2 separate regions of the Mus musculus genome follow, and region 2 is linked to region 1. The links are chromatin loops, found by intact Hi-C in ENCODE. Cell type or tissue: left cerebral cortex. All regions are shown on one strand. Links, peaks and the distances in the headings refer to the core of each region. The heading gives the core; the rest is flanking DNA.

Region 1 (2,903 bases), core at 200-2,699:
TTTCCCATCTCCATCTGGTACCCAGCTCCGAGCTCTCCTCTACACAGTCCCTGAGACAAGACCATGTGATCTCCCAGCTTCTTCTCAAAACATCCTGGCAGCTCCCTGGCTGGAGACCCAGTGGCACTAAATAGAAATTTATGTGACAGGCCTCAGGGGAAAAGCCCAGAGGAGTTTGTTTAAAAGTAAATTCGTCAAGCCGAGCTGAGTCAGGGTCTGACCTCCAACCTCTGCTGACCCTCCCCAGCAAGGGGGGAGAGAGTCCAGCTACATCAACAAGCCACACCAGGGGATCCCACTGCAGACTTGTATCCCTTTGCCACCAAGAGATTAGCCCTGAGGTGACCGCAGCTACCCACACGTCAGGTCCCTCGGTTGTTACCTGGAGCATCTCCAGTCCTCACTGTCCTCCTTCCTCCAGTCCTCACTGAGCTGCCCCACCTTTGGCTCCCATGCTTTCCCTTATCCTGGTGCCCACCTACTCAGGTAAACCAGGGTCTGCTCAGCCCAACGAGCGGAGACCATTTTTCTTGCTCTGGCTATCAAAGGCAAATCCATGTGTGGCCACACAGACAGGGAGAGTGTCTGCTTATCTGGAGGCAACCGGCCTGTGTAAGCTTCCTTTCAATGCCCCATACCACCCTCTATTGATGTTCCTGGGACCAACAAGCCATGCCAGGACCAGGACTAATGAACCACTAGCATGGAGCACCAAGGAATCCACAGACAGCTGGCTGCTCTCACCTTGAACACTAGAAGGGGATGAGGGATGAAGTAGGTTGGGGTGCTCCTGGCAGAGAAGAGATTGAGGGAGGGGCGCAAGTCTCAGACCTCAGGTGTACACGTAGGTAGGGTTTTCCCGTTCTGCGGTTCTAGGGCTTTAGAGGCCAAGGTTCAGGTCATTGTTTCTCCAAGAACATCTGTCTGCTTGGCCCAAGCCCTCTGCCACAGCCTGGAGTCCTTGGCCCAGCTTTCTTAGCCACCCTTTAATGAAGCCTGGTGCAACAGGTTAGACTGACCCACCCTCACCCAATGCCCATCTTGTCTCCTCGGCCCCTTTTCTTCACCTGCTCTGTGGCAGCCAGAGACCTTGGGCTGTGTGGTCACATGGGCTGTTGACCATCTCAACCACACTGAAATCTCCTCTGCCACCTGGTGGCTAAAGCTCGCAATTGCTGCTGTTCTGTGACTGACCTGGAGCTGACCACTTGGGCAACTCTTAGGTCCTTGGGGAACAACCCAGAGAACTAGTCCCCTTCTGAGTCACAGATGATGAGAAAAGTTGTTATCTGTGAGGCCCTGTGTCCCTGACCCTGACAGAGTCCAACAGGGAAGCAGAGGACCTACCTGAGAAGACCCTCAAGCCCTACCGTTGGGAAGGAGATGTGGATACAGGATCCACAGGGTTCCTAGCCATAGTAACCCCCAAGAGCACCATGAGTACTGTAGTCTTTCAGGATGAAGGGCTCTCCCACAGGCCTGTCTCGCCTGCAGCAAGCCTCCCTGCTGTGTGTACCTGTGGGCACACCCAAGGGCCAGAGTGGCATAATGCCAGCTCCCTCTCCCTTGCTTGCTCTCAGCCATAGTCTTCTGTGGACCAGGGTATGGAAGTACACAGAGGTCCCAGCTCACACATAAACCTCCACACCAGCCCTATCGTCTCCATAGCGATGACCCAGAGTGCAATTGGAGAAGCCTTTCCAAGACCCCAGACTGCACCCTTTCCTGTGTCCCAGGGTTGGGCTGAGGAAGTGGCCAGGGTACATCCCTGGGCTCACTGCCTGGAACTCCACCCCAAGTAGCTAAATGTAGTTACCCCAGAACTCAAGGGCCCTGGAGAGGAACACTAGCCCCACAGCAGGCCCACCCTTTCAACTCCTGAGGCAGGGGCATAAACGCTTGACCCTTTCCCTCATGGACAGTACAGGAGCCCTCGGGCCTGAATCCACCAACACCACAAGCATGCGCTCAGGATTTCCTTCATTATGTTGTTCTTGGCCTGGGTTCATCATGCATAGTGTGGGTTTGCTGGGGACAGTTTCTTTCATGTGCATCATTGTGCTTTGACCTTATTGGCTCCTTCATCCCTTCAGTCCTCCTCCCCTTTCTTCCTCAGACTACTCCCTTCCCATAGTCTCCATCCTCTTCATGTGGCTAGAGATATATAGGTTTACACACACACACATACACACATATATACACACGTGTGTGTGTGTGTGTGTGTGTGTGTGTGTGTGATATTTGTCCTTTTGCATCTGCTTATTTTACTTAACGTGATCTCTGGTTGCATTCTGTTTTTCTAATAAGTGGTATCATTTTGTCCCTCTTCATGGCTGAGTAAAACCCCATGTGTGTATGGACCACATATTCTTTATCCATCCATCTACTGACAGACAAGCTGGTTCCCTGACTCAGCTATTGTGACTAGCGTCTCAAAAAGTGCAAGTGTGGAGGTGTTGCTGTGATGTGCCTACAGTAGATTCCTCCAGGTCTCTACCAGGAGGTAGGTTCTCTGTTTGCTTTAAGGAATCTTCATACTAATTTCCACAGTGGCTGGGCTCATTTATATCCTCACCAACAGTGGCTAAGGACTTAAGGACTTCCTTTTGGCCCCACCAGCATAGAGGGGAATCTTTTGTACGTGTGGAAGCATTCACCTGTGCAAAAAAAATCTATGGCTGGGGCTGGGGCTGGAGCTGGAGCTGGAGAGATGGCTCAGCGGTTAAGAGCACTGACTGTTCTTCCAGAGGTCCTGAGTTCAATTTCCAGCAACCACATGGTGGCTCACAACCATCTGTAATGGGATCCAGTGTGCTCTTCTGGTGTCTGAAAACAGTAGCAGCAATATATATATATATATATATATATATATATATATATATATATATATATAGAGAGAGAGA
Region 2 (2,903 bases), core at 233-2,732, 73 kb before region 1:
ACAGCCATGCTCAAGCCTGGCCTAGTTGAGCCCGGGTCACCTGGGAATAGGTTCAAAGGCAAGGAAGCTGTAAACCACCTCCAGGCCCCAGCTAGAGCGGCCTGGCGAACAAAGAGACCCCAAGCACTTCAAACGCGCTGGCTGGCGCTCGGCGCTCAGAGTCCAGATGGCAAAGGGCCGGGATCCGTGATGTCTGTTCACCAAGGCCTGGCCCAATGTTCTGCAATCCTGAGCCCTCCTGCCCTGCCCATCAGTGCCCAGGGCAGGGGACTTCAGACAGGTTCAGCCTCTCCCTAGTCTCAGTGTTCTGGGCCCACCACCCGCCTGCAAGTGAAGCACAGTACAGAGGCTGAGGCTGAACCCCAAACCGGGATCCAACACTCAGGGCAAGGTCAGGTAGGCAGGCATGGCGGGCACATGGGCGCTCCCGCAGAGGCTCGCTGTGATGCCTAAGCTATAAAGCATTTAGGGGGCAGGTTCTGAAAACGTGTCCAGGCTGAAGTAGCCCAGAAAATCGGGATTGAAAAAGGATCTCCAACTTGCATACTGGCCCGAGCCGGGCGGCGTCTCTATAGATCCTAGAGGCGAGATCGTGGGGGTGGACATCTCTGCCAACAGGCGAGTATCTGCCCTGCCCCGGGTCGTGGCACTCTGCCTGCACAGCTCCACTCACTGCGGGCAGGATCGCGTTGCAGACGCCGGAGGTCTCAGTGCGCGCCCCAAGAGGCTCCCAGCTGCGTCCTTGGTCCACGGAGCACATCTGGGCTTGGACTTGCCTCCTCCACCCCTCGCAGAGACCCTGAACCCTGGCAGGGCCAAATCTGCTCCAGGAGACTCAGACAAAGGCAGGCACCGTTGAACTTAGAGGTCAGCACCGCTGATTAGCGGCCCGCGCCTGGGGTAGGAGCGCAGGCTGAGCGCGCGGATCTGGCCTCCGAGATGCGGGCCACAGTCAGGGCCGAAAAAAGCGGAGACAAAACTGAAAGTGCCGCCCGGGGGGGGGGGGGGGGGCGGGGGCGGCCGGCGAAGGCCCCAGAATTTGTCCTGCCCCTGGCCACGGTGGCCAATCAGCGCGCCGCCCTCGCTCCTGACAGCTATTTAGCAACCCAGCCGGGATAGAGTTTCCAAAAAAGTTAGAATAACTTCCTCTCCCGGAGACCTCGGTTTTGCACAAGCCGGCCTCGAAATCAGAGCCTTTGAGAGCGACCCGGGAGCCTGTGCTCGGCGGCCGCGGGCTTGGCCAGTGGCGTGCGCTCGGCGCCCCCCAGCCCCACGCGCGCCGGGCGGGCGCCATGGAGGAGGGCTCCAGCTCGCCGGTGTCCCCCGTGGACAGTCTGGGCACCAGTGAGGAAGAGCTGGAGAGGCAGCCCAAGCGCTTCGGCCGGAAGCGGCGCTACAGCAAGAAATCGAGCGAAGATGGCAGCCCGACCCCGGGTAAGCGCGGCAAGAAGGGCAGCCCGAGCGCGCAGTCTTTCGAGGAGCTGCAGAGCCAGCGCATCCTGGCCAACGTGCGCGAGCGCCAGCGCACCCAGTCGCTCAACGAGGCCTTCGCCGCGCTGCGCAAGATCATCCCCACGCTCCCCTCTGACAAGCTCAGCAAGATCCAGACGCTCAAGCTGGCCGCCAGGTACATAGACTTCCTCTACCAGGTTCTCCAGAGCGACGAGATGGACAATAAGATGACCAGCTGCAGCTACGTGGCTCACGAGCGTCTCAGCTACGCCTTCTCCGTGTGGCGCATGGAGGGCGCGTGGTCCATGTCCGCCTCCCACTAGCGCCGCGCCGTGCCATCCACCTCCGGAGCCGCAAGCCAGGGTAGGTGCTGCGTGTGGTGGGCATCCACGACGCACGGGTGGGTGGGCGGACGGGCCAGTGTATCTCTCCTCGTGAAGGTACCTCAGGCAACCGCACAGGGATGGGGTGAGCTTCCTCACCCTGCAAGGGTTGGCGCGACCTGAGAAAACTCTCCTACCCCGGGGGCACGCCCAAGGTCTTTTGCCAAGGGTATCCGTTCGGAATCCACCCGCCTGTGGTTCCCCATCAGGGTCCAAATACACTTATTGGACAAATGGTCACTTTTCATTTTTGGTGGATGGGTATCTGTGGGTGACTCTGTGGGGAGCGGTTGTCAAAACGTCTTCCTTAGGCCAGCGGAGGCCAGGAGATGCGATGCCCGCTGGGTTGTGGCCGACCTGTTGCCTCGCGCTCATTCTATGGAGCTGAGGAGCCCACGCGTGGTACAGACAATCCGCTCTTTCTGATCCGCAGTTCCGGCCCGCGCCTTGGATGCTAGGGCGTTCAAGCCCTAGCCGGCTCAGTACGTAAGATGATGCTGGCCCCTGGCGCGGCAGAGAGGTTTCTGTTCAGCGCTGGGGCTCCAGGTTCACAGAGGAGCAAATCTCTGGGCGCCAAGAATGCAGTAGACCCTTGTCGCCCCAAAAGTATGGAACCCTCAAGCGCCCAGGCCTGGGTGGATGTAGCGGCTTGGAGTCTCTGGCTGCCTGCAAGCAGGTGGATCGTATTTAGAGTTGTGTGCTTAAGTACCACCATCCTTGAACTTGGAAAGACACAGAGGCAAGGGATTCAGGCTGGGTAACAGGTCTGAGTGTGCGGTGGGTGTGGATGAAGAAGCAGTGTGAGCAGGGCCTTGCCTGGGAAGAAGGCAGCTCAGCACAGCTGAGCACCGGATTGGTGTTTCAGAGAGCGTTTATCATGTCCTGCACCCGCTGCTTAGCAGACACATCCCAAATCCCCAGGCAGCCCCAGGGGCAGTATCCTGCAGGCTCTGCTTCCCTGAGGCCTTGCTTAGATCTTCGAGGGGAGCGTGGTATAGAAAATTCTTCCCACTTAATTTTCCTTCGTTTTTCATGCATCTTGTGTGTTTTTTTTTAAATGAAAGTCTC

Evidence for each region. Peaks named below come from ENCODE experiments on the same cell type or tissue, not always from the same donor. Only the 100,000 strongest peaks of a DNase experiment are listed, where the experiment ranks them.
Region 2: it touches region 1 in a loop (1.9-fold over the local background); 2 of 42 quality-filtered maps call a loop at or near these places.

The regions. Positions count from the first base shown.
Region 1 is chr1:91,873,696-91,876,598 of GRCm38, forward strand. No RefSeq gene overlaps it. Among named protein-coding and RNA genes, the nearest start is that of Gm46242, 4.5 kb to the right of the region's middle. In left cerebral cortex, for the core only: a CTCF peak has its summit at 1,169 (motif pointing left); DNase peaks (open chromatin) are centred at 1,137 and 2,448.
Region 2 is chr1:91,800,335-91,803,237 of GRCm38, forward strand. Twist2 (twist basic helix-loop-helix transcription factor 2) reads left to right here and starts at 1,127. Exons shown (of 2, transcript NM_007855.3): 1 at 1,127-1,815. The coding sequence starts at 1,293. The coding sequence ends at 1,775. In left cerebral cortex, for the core only: a CTCF peak has its summit at 1,326; DNase peaks (open chromatin) are centred at 1,543 and 1,739; H3K4me3 peaks cover 2,024 bases.